Linked DNA regions of Homo sapiens: all the other regions are linked to region 3. Evidence: chromatin contacts called from ENCODE Hi-C or POLR2A ChIA-PET data. All regions are on one chromosome and are shown on one strand. The core of a region is the stretch at or near the end of the contact, and the rest is flanking DNA. Distances in the headings are between cores, read along the strand shown.

Region 1 (3,264 bases), core at 281-2,780, 150 kb before region 3:
GTACAAAGGAGGCAAGGGAATGATGTGGTCCTGGGTGTTTTGGGAAACATTAGAGGCTTGGCCTGGAGGGAAATTGAGACAGGGGAGGAGAGACCTTAGGCTGGACAGGTCAGCCATATATCAGATGTAGTCTTAAATGCCTGATTTGGGTTCCATATCATACTGAAAAGTAAGCTCACTTACCCATCAAAAGAGACCTGCAGACCACAGAAACTATCAGCAAATATCACTGGAGAAACAAAATCACAGGCTCCTATTGTCTGGAGCCATTGCACTGGACAGTCCCTGGGTTTGAATCAGAAAGAGAAGGAGCAGCAGATTTGAAGGGCATTGAAAATCCTGCAACAATCACCTTAACAATCGCCATGAAACTCTAGTCTCCAGAACTCAGATCTTCAGGGCTGGGCCTCGAGTTACAAGCGTCAGGTAGAAGGGACCTGTTTTTACCAACCCCACATCCTGGCTAGGGAAGTGAGAGTAGCACATGAAGGAAAAGAGATAGAAGACTTCAGGTCCCGGTGCCACCAACTCTGCAGTGGGGGATGAGAGAAAGACAGAATGGGAAAAGCAGGCACAGTTGGAGGAACATCTCCAGCCCTGGCTTCTGAGAAAAACAAGATTCTAACTAATAGTAATCACTACTCCATTTTCACCAAAAGTAGAGAATTCCCCATTTTAGAGATTTTTAGCCTTTTTTTTTTTTTGGAGTCAAAAATGTGTATGGCATTTTATGAAAGTTCTGTATCTCCGGAATACACAGATCTGTGTATAATATTCCACAAATAGAGTTTATGAACCCACTAAAATCAATGGGATCCAAAAACTCTAGTTGAGCCCTTTGCTCTGAATCCAATGCTTTTAGGGCTCTCGTGGGCTACTCCTGGAACAAGGAATAAGCAAAATTGTGAGCCAGCTCAGTCCTCCGAGTTACATCCCCAACAACAGGTGAGGCCTATGAAGCCACTTCTTTTTTTTTTTTTTGAGACCTGGTCTCGCTCTGTCACCCAGGCTGGAGTGCAGTGGTGCAATCTCAGCTCACTGCAACCTCCACCTCCTGAGTTCAAGCGATTGTCCTGCCTCAGCCTCCCAAGTAGCTGGGATTACAGGTGCCTGCCACCATGCCCGGCTAATTTTTTATATTTTTAGTAGAGACGGGGTTTCACCACATTAGCCAGGACAGTGTCGATCTCCTGACCTTGTGATCCGCCTGCTTCGGCCTCCCAAAGTGCTGGGATTACAGGCGTGAGCCACCGCGCCCGACCGAAGCCACTTCTTTACAGGTGTTCGACCACCATGCTTGTTGTATAGAGGCCTTAAAGTTTGCCCAGCTCTGAGTCTAAGTCCAGTCACCTCTACAGATGGTACATTCTGTTCTGGAGGCAGACAAAACTCAAACTGATAGCATTAGAATCATATCTTTTATCTCTCTGGGTACACCTAGGGTCTGAAATGTAGCACCATGTCAGTTTGCTCCCACCCTACACTGGGATCCCTATGACATTGCACTGAATCATCACTTCCCAGTAAAAGGATTTAAAACATTGCAAAATGAGGCTGGCTGAGTGAGGATCCCTGAAGCACTGTGTAACCTGCTGACATAACAGCTGGACTACAGCCCAGTGCATGGGCAAGGCCAACACGAACCCTTGACATCCTACCCCTGGGGGATGCTGAGCCTCCATCTGCCCTTTCTCTTCTTCTCCACATACCTTCTCACCTTCCCTTCCCTTAATATCTGACTGTTCTCAAAATTTGTTCTCTAATAATTACTTTTTCAGGCAAGAACGTAAAGCACTCAATCTTTTTATTGACTTATCCTGATCTCTGTGAGCCTAAAATTCCTGAGATTGAAACCCCCATGATACATCTCCTACTCTGCCAAATGCCCCCTCCTCCTGCAGACAAAGGAATGCCAGAAGTCCATCTACTTTTAGCCCAGTCCTCCAGACAACAAGTGCCCCATCTCAAGAAGCACTGGAGAATCCAGTCCTCTCATTCTCCTCACATACTACAAACCTGGAGTCATTGAATAAGCATCCCCTAATAGGCAAGAAAAAATTTCATTCCTAGTGGCAGTCAGCAGGAGGCAGAGGCTCTTCCAGTCTAATGACTTGCAAATCAAAAGCATGAAAACCAGAATGCACCTTTGAACCTCTTTCCCATCCAGCCTAGATGTCCTCATAATTTTCTCCCATAGCGTTCCTGGTATTTTTGCTACCAGAGCAATAACCTTCCCCATGCATTTTTTTACATGTTGGAGGAGGAGCTATCCAGTGATCTCAAAGCATATGTTTTTGATTCTCATAAGATTATGGATACCAAAGGAATAAAAATGGAAATCACTACTGCCAAGATATGAAAGAAACTTTGCATAGTAAAATAATTTAAACCTAACATTTGGACCCAATAAGGCAAACGCAATGTTTTTTCCATATTTTTGGAAAATGTGCATTTTCTTTACATTAAGTGGTACCAATAAAAAATAATGATTCTCACTCCGTTTATTTCTATAAGTTAGATTGGCTTATAGTTTTCCAGGACATGGTTTTCTATCAAGCTATATGGCAAACACCTGGGCATAAAATACACTCAGCTATTTACTTCCATGTGGGAAAAATGGGTCACCATTCCTTTCTTTTGAATCTAGAGCAAAGGTCAGCTGAAACCAGTTAGCATATTTAGTACTCAGTATCTGCCGAGAATGAGTGTTACATCAACAATTTGTGGTGATGGTGAGCAAGCCCAGGAAGTTCCTTACAGATAGGGAGGGCAAGTGCTTTCCAATTCCAGGCTCGGTGATTCTGCAATACATGCTGGTAAGAACATTTGACTCATCCTGGAACGGGATAAAGAAACACAGAAGACCAAATAATGAAGAAGGACTAGAAAACATTTTTGTACGTACTTCATATGTGAAGCTACTGCTCTGGGGGGAGATCCATCCAGTGAAAGCACGGGCCTGTAAATGCTAAAGAAGCAGTGGCCGAGGAGGATGAGGAGATGGGGAACTGGGGAAGTGGGGAGGAGGGATGGAGAAGGGAAACAGGAGAGAAAAGAAAGAGAGGGGAGACGAAAAATGGAAGAACGAGAAGAGATTAAATAATGGTTGAATATGGAACTCACATTGTTAGAGAGTCTTAGAAGATCTCCCTCCAGGGCTGAGGTGGTCAGAAAAACCAACGTCAGCCTGGAATGGCGGGGCGATCACTAAGCTCAGGCCAGGAGCCACAGCTCCACCACTGCTGTAACTCGCTGTACACAAGT
Region 2 (3,277 bases), core at 660-3,159, 130 kb after region 3:
GAGGAAAATCAGTAAGATGGAATATAAATATCACCTATTTAAGATAAATATTTTAAAACCTATCTTCTTTTCATTAGTACCTATTCGTATTTAGTTCTTTCCTTAGTATTTAGCCCTAGGAGTTGGAATTCAGATCACTCTTAGAAAATGAGAGGTGCTGTTAGATAACTAAATCAGAATAAAGAAAGTATTGATGAAATGCTGGTATTTTCCATAATACAGAGATTTTTAAAATAATGTTCCAAGTACACAAAGATATGATAGTGTTAACATGGTGCATCCTTCAGAAGCTGAAACTTATTTAAATGATTTTAAGAGATATTTTTCCTTTTTCATTAAATCAAATGGGAATAGAATAGAAGGTAAAATGTGTATACATTAATACTGTACTAATTATCTTCCCTCCAAATAAATATTATGTAAAGCGTAATATTTAAAACTTGTACATTTAAAAGAACTTAAAACTCTATTATCAACAAAATTTAATTCCCTGTTGTAGAAATTTGTACTTTGCAGTCTCAGTAATTTCTTTAACTCTTTGTTAACTCCAGTATTCAACATACAATTGTTTAGGTATTAGTAAGTTGCTAATATTAATAAACATCTTTGTTGGTAAAAGGCAATAATACTAAAATAATGTATACAGAAGCAATAAAACCAGAGTGGTTTTGCTGTAATAAATATTTGTTTCCAAAGAAAATGGAGAATATGCTCTTTCATATATTAAAATATTGTGACTGGAACAAATCAACTATTCACCAAGATTTTTACATTACCTTAAACATCAGTTTAGCTGCATCAAAAAAGTAATTGGCTTTCCGATAGAGTTCTATGGCATCAAGAGTTTTATTCTTTTCCAGTAAATGAGATGCATACCTAGCTAACAGAGATCCAATTTCTTTCATACTATGATTTTTAGCCAATTCAACAGCTTTGTTCCACTAGGAGAAAAATTACACCATTCAGTCACCCAAGTATTTACAGTCACATATATCATAAAATTCACACAAGAAAGCTTTAAGTTTATAGTAAAAACACTATTTCAAAATTAAAAACTGGTATGTTTTAAAAATAGCATTTAAAATCACAGCAACATAAGTCCTATAAGCATAAGTCAAAATGATTAAATGATCTCTAAGACTCTGATTTGCTTAAGAAATACATGTGAAAATGAAAGTTTCAAAGTTTATAATCATATTAATCTTGTAATTCTAATCTTACAAAACTTCAAGCAAGAAAGATACACTTGTTTATATGTTATAGTAAAACAAAATATGCAATTTCAGTTGTGAAAATGTCCTATCAGATTTGACATTTAAAAATTATTTTTATAAAGCAAAAGGGGTTTTAAAAAATAAGAAAAATATTAAAAGAATACATTAATAGTCAATAGTTTCTATAATAACGCTGTACTTTTAGTTTAATTTCAGCTCTTAAAAATATCAAATGTATGTTTTCTATAAAGGAAAAGGAAAACAGATTTGCCAAAATAAATATTGATAAAGTAACTCAATTCCTTCCTCAGGCAATGACCAACCATTAACTGGTCCTTCTTTGGAAACAAAACCCAACCCTAACAAAATGCAGAAAATTATGAAATTACTTCCAGACAAAAACTTGCCAGACTAAAAGCACAAGGTTTGTTCATGCTCCCATACTGAGCTGGTTATAAGTGGGTCACCCCTCATGGTAGCACTTTAAGAGGTAAGTGCAACTTTCTTCATCCTCAATTAAGAGAATACCCGCCTGGCTCCTTTCATAAAATTCACGTCAGGCTCTCCAACCCTTACATTGGCAATAATCTTTAAAAGATCACTAGGGTGACTTTAACCTTGCTTTGACTTAAAAATTCCTAAGACAATAAGCTGCACAGACAGAAAGTTTCAGTTCCTACTTGGTTGAGATGTACGCAGGTATCTACTGCTGCCTTTGGTTGACTACATTTCAAAAATGCAGTCACTGCTTGTTCACACATTCCAACTCTGACAAACATTTGTGCTATTTCCTGTACAAACAAAACAATACTATCAGATTTCACAGACCAAGGAAATTACTTATATTTTAATTTAACAAAACTCCGTAGGGACGTATGAGTATTAAATTTACTGGTAGTTACAGATTTTTCTTGTAAACAGACGCAAGGGCAGAGGGTACAAATGAGAATGGATGCTAAGGCATCACTTCTATAAATCCAGAGCTTCACTGGCTCAGGCTGTGGATCTGATTTTTAACGAGGCCCTGAAGACACTGCACTCCTTTCTTATCTCAGTTCAGTAGCTAGTATACAGAAATGTCAAGCTCCAAAACAAATCCCCCACCAGTGGGTGAAAAAAGCCTTTATATCAATTGGTGGTATACTCAGTGCTAATTATTAACTAGAGACTTAAGGGAAATCTCACATTCACAGAGCCCTCAAATACCTCTATAAAGAAATGTCCTAGAGAAGTCTGCCATTAATCAGTTCAGGAAGCTAGACCCAAAACAGAGCTCTCTTGGAAAGTGGTGGCAGCGAGGAAGAACCACCACCACCACCACCACCACCACCACCACCACCACCACCACCACCACAAAAAAAAATCCTACTTGTTCAGCTGCACTGGCCATTTTCAGAACATCATTTTTTTTCTTTCAGAATATCTAATTAGCCAGAGGTTTTCCCTCCCCAACCCTTCTACAATATGTTTGGAAGTATGAAAGTATATTTTATATCCAACTTTTAAAACAATGCTTATATTTTTCTGATTATAAGGGAATACATTCTATCTGTAAAAAAAATTACAAAACATGAAAAAGTGAAATTACTCATAATCTTATCATTCATAAGAAACCTCTCTCAATACTCTGGTGCAATTTCTTAACATCTTTGTCCTTTGAATATATATGTATATGTTTGTGTTGTACACAATCACACAATACACAATTTTGTATCCTGTATTTCCTACTTAAATATTATGTACACCTTCCCATATTATTAAAAATTCTTCTATAACTCTATTTAAAATTTATAATACTAAAATTTTTACTATTTTAGTTATTTAATTATCATTATAGTTATAATTACTTAGCATTTACTCAGGAATATTACTATTCTGGATACCCTACAGCAAAATGTTTATCGGCATCATCAGACACATCTAACAGACAACACTAACGGAGTATACACTCTTCCCTATACCCAGGGTTCTAAGTAATTTCAGTTTCTTTCCTACTCAAGAAAACCCATAGGATTGAAAATAAGGGTGAGTGAAAATACCATTATTACAGAGATAGCCGCTCA
Region 3 (3,444 bases), core at 548-3,047:
ATAGGAAGTATAAATTCCATTTTACTGATAAGGAAATTGAGGTCGAGATAAGTTCTCTGGTTGTCTGGTCTGTTAATGTCAAAGATAGGATTTGAACCCAAGTGCATCTCATTCCAGAGCCCACGCTCCTTCACTACACAGGATCTGGATAGGGAAGGGGTGCAGAGGGCAGCCCAAAGACGGGCTCCCTGCAGTGCAAAAGCCTGGAGGCAAGACCAGGGAATAGCCTTTGGTATAAAGGAGGTTGTGCATTGTCCGAGGACAGAAGCTTGTCTCTATCCTGGGAAAAAGGCACACTGCCTCACTCAGGCCTAGAGAAAGCCTGGTGGCTTGCTCCTCCCCAAACCCCAGTCCCTGTCCCAGGTTGTTTACCTCCAGTACTTATGGAAATATAAGTGCTCTCACCTGACTCGGAGGACTGCAATGAACCAGGCAGGAGCACACTCTATGAACCTTCTGCCCATCCAGCAGCATGCCTCCAGGGGACAACCAGCCCCCAGGGTTCCTGGCAGCTCATCTAGACATTTCCATTTGATGCTATGCAAATGGATGAGCCTGCCGCTGCCATCAGGACCACCACTCCATGCTGGGAGTTTTCATGAAACAGATTCCAAACCTGCCCTTAGGCAGACATGGCCAACCCCAGATCCCAGCTCCACCAGGAGATCCCAGCTGCGGGGTGCTGGAAAGGGGCAAGTCAGCACTCGCAGCTGAAATCTACCTCTGGAGTACAGTTCTTCCCAGAGCCACAGCACCCCCTGCCCATGACAGGCCTCTCGAAGGCCATGCTAACACCTGCCCACTTCTAGAAGCTGCATGCCAGAGAGGCTAACATACCCAGTTAACCCACAAAGACCCACACCCTGAGCCAAGCCACCAGCTAATTAAAACATTCTGTGAGTGACTTCCACGCAGATGGAAAAAAACTGAAACAACACAGAACAAAGGAAAGGAGAGACTTCTGTTTGGGTCCTGGCTGTCACTATACCAGCCATGTGACCTCTGGCAAGCCACTTATTCTCTGATCTTTTCTTTCTTATCTGGTAGTAGTAACATCCAACATTTATTTTTTAAATTTGTAGATCACAATGTACTTTTACATAAACTATTTTATTGAAGGTGATGCTCGCAAAACCTTGCGAGGTAAGAACTATTGACCCCGTTTTGCAGATGAGGAGCACCAGGGTCAGAGAGGTCAACCTCCATATTCAAGCCACACAGCCATTAAGTCTGGCCTGGAACCAGATCCCCTAATAGCCTGCCCTCCCTGCTGCGTCCACCTCCCACAGCCTACTTGGGAAGACGCTCCCCTGTGAAGCCTTCCCAGACATCTTGTCAACCATCATGGCATTCTCCCTCTCATCACTTCAATGTCTGGCTTTCTGCATTCTGATTTTCTACAGTCTGGAACCCTTGGGGCAGCTGGAAGGCTCTCCTGCAGGTACATTCACTGTTCACCATTCAAGCCCCCAAAATAGAACATTCTCTTCCGCCCGACCTCTGCTAGACCAAATGCCACCACCAACAGGTCCCCAAAGACAAAAAGTGGGAGAAAAACTTCTGGGCTGGCTGTAGGAATGTGCAGTTAAAGTAGGACAGGAAAGTTGAGAGTTTGATCTAGAAATAGGACCCTATATAGAAAAAAAGAAAGGAGGGGCATGATCCTATCGGCAACTGCCCAAGTTGGCCACAGCTGACAATACTGACATAGGAACACATTCTCTGATGTCCTAGGAGAGGGTGATAGGACCATCCAGCTGCTGTTGCACGCGCCAGGGACCACACCTGGCTCTGCAGCCCTCTGGGCATGCTGCCCGCTGGGTCTCGTGGGCAGTGCTGACTCACAGAGGCCAGACCAAGGGGACAGCCTGGCCCGGCTCTCAGCACGTCTGACTCACCGTCTCCTCCTGAGCCACTGTACGACATTCCTTCTCCAAGAAACAACATCCATCTTTTTTTTTTAACTGGCAGAAGAGCTTTTTCATGTTCTTGGGACTGTAAACCAAGCATCGAATTTTCCGCAACTTTTTCTAGTAAGTGTGCCTTGTGGGAAAGTTAAAAACAAGTCCATTTTTGGGCCTAAACATTGTTATAACTCCTGAGCTGCCTTAGTTTCTCCCGAGGTCGTTCACCTAGGGGACGCCAAAAGCAAGGATGTTTCAGAGATCGTTGATCAAAGTAGGCACAAGATTAGGTAGTCAGCTTTGCTTGAATGAGTGTTTAATATTTAATAGAAATCCACATGTCAGGCACTGAATAGTCATTGTGCATGTATTTCTCTAGGCCCTACCATAAGCCTGCAGAGTCAGAATTGTCATCCCTGTTTTAAAGCTGTGGAAACTGAGGCTCAGAAAGGTTAAGCAACTTGTACAAAGTTAAACATTGGAGCCAAGATTTAAGCTCATGTCTATCTAATCCCAAAACTTCTATGCCTTAACTAAACCATGCAGCTTCTTTCCTCTCAGCCCCCACACATCCAGGCTGAGAGCAGGTCATTCTCCTGCAATTCGTACATTCCTGGAGGTTACTGAGCATGCCAAAGAGTTTCTACGAAGAGAATCCCTTGGCCTCCATCTCTGGCCAAGCTGTCTGCTCCTACCATCCCTGCCCCTCCTGACTCCTGAGGCTAAAGCTCCCTGGCTGCATCTCCCGGAAAAGGCAAAGAGTAAAAAATCACAGTTCCTATGGGTGCTACCCAGCCAGTCAAGCAATGTGTCCTCCTGGGAAGTTACTAACCTCTACCAGACTATACAACAGCCCATCCTCAAAGCCCTACATGGACCCATAAAAGCAAACCCTGTACCGAAGGCCCCTGTAGGGCACAGGTGGTGCTTGGGAGTAAGTCTGCTCATTGCAGATGGCATGCTGATGGGCAGATGGCCAGGTGGGCACTGCCCATGTACAGAGAGCTCATGCTGGATGCTTTGTTTACCCCTTGGACCCACCCTCCACTGTTCTCTGGCCTGGAGGCCAACCTGGGGCTGGAAGAATGGGCTTCCTTGCCCTTTGTCCTCCAGCTGGGTCTGGCCAGTGGAAGGTACTGGCACTATAGCAGAGGGCAGGAGGTGAATAAGACCAGGCTACTTGCCCAGCTCCTCTCAGGCAGCCTCTCCTGAGCCCCACAGCTGCAAGTACAGGTACGGTGGCTGCAACTGTCCGCCCCTACCACCCACCGCCCCCAGAGGGCTTCACCATCCCTTGCTCATGGCCCTTGCTCTTCTCACACTTTGAAAATAGGCCCCCCCCCTCCATTAAACTCTCCACGGTTACTTCCGTCTGTTCCTGCCAGGTCCCCAGCTCATTCAGAGTGGTTTAGTGCAAAGGCGTCGCCTTGAGTAAAGGAAGTGTGGGGTAAGCCAAGGCTATTTTGATGGCTTTTCTTTGGCTTTTATCATCCTCAAAATCAGGAAATTTTAGATGCTGTTCTTAGTGCATTTGCTGTGC

What was found. Hi-C counts contacts between places; a loop is a spot of excess contacts on that map. ChIA-PET counts read pairs that join two places held with the same protein, here RNA polymerase II (POLR2A). Pooled maps may share reads with other maps.
Region 1: a map of IMR-90 shows a loop between it and region 3 (15-fold over the local background). The contact joins two enhancer-like sites. A Hi-C loop is called at or near these places in 1 of 168 maps with a recorded cell type or tissue (IMR-90) and 4 of 50 pooled maps. POLR2A ChIA-PET finds 5 or more read pairs at or near these places in 1 of 52 experiments (T-cell).
Region 2: a map of PC-9 shows a loop between it and region 3 (2.4-fold over the local background). The contact joins two enhancer-like sites. A Hi-C loop is called at or near these places in 1 of 168 maps with a recorded cell type or tissue (PC-9). POLR2A ChIA-PET finds 5 or more read pairs at or near these places in 2 of 52 experiments (PC-9 and activated T-cell).

Annotation. Positions count from the first base shown.
Region 1 is chr2:19,647,226-19,650,489 of GRCh38, forward strand. All of the region lies in intron 2 of LOC124905977, which reads right to left. Among named protein-coding and RNA genes, the nearest start is that of LINC01808, 180 kb to the left of the region's middle. Within about 2 kb of position 1,531, at least 4 of the 41 ENCODE cell types and tissues checked have a DNase peak (open chromatin) inside an H3K27ac peak, as active enhancers do.
Region 2 is chr2:19,931,507-19,934,783 of GRCh38, forward strand. It overlaps WDR35 (WD repeat domain 35), which reads right to left. Exons shown (of 27, transcript NM_020779.4): 22 at 1,895-2,005; 23 at 777-941. Among named protein-coding and RNA genes, the nearest start is that of TTC32, 31 kb to the left of the region's middle. RefSeq lists an enhancer at 1,972-2,021. Within about 2 kb of position 1,910, at least 6 of the 41 ENCODE cell types and tissues checked have a DNase peak (open chromatin) inside an H3K27ac peak, as active enhancers do.
Region 3 is chr2:19,799,719-19,803,162 of GRCh38, forward strand. No RefSeq gene overlaps it. Among named protein-coding and RNA genes, the nearest start is that of LINC00954, 67 kb to the right of the region's middle. Within about 2 kb of position 1,798, at least 5 of the 41 ENCODE cell types and tissues checked have a DNase peak (open chromatin) inside an H3K27ac peak, as active enhancers do.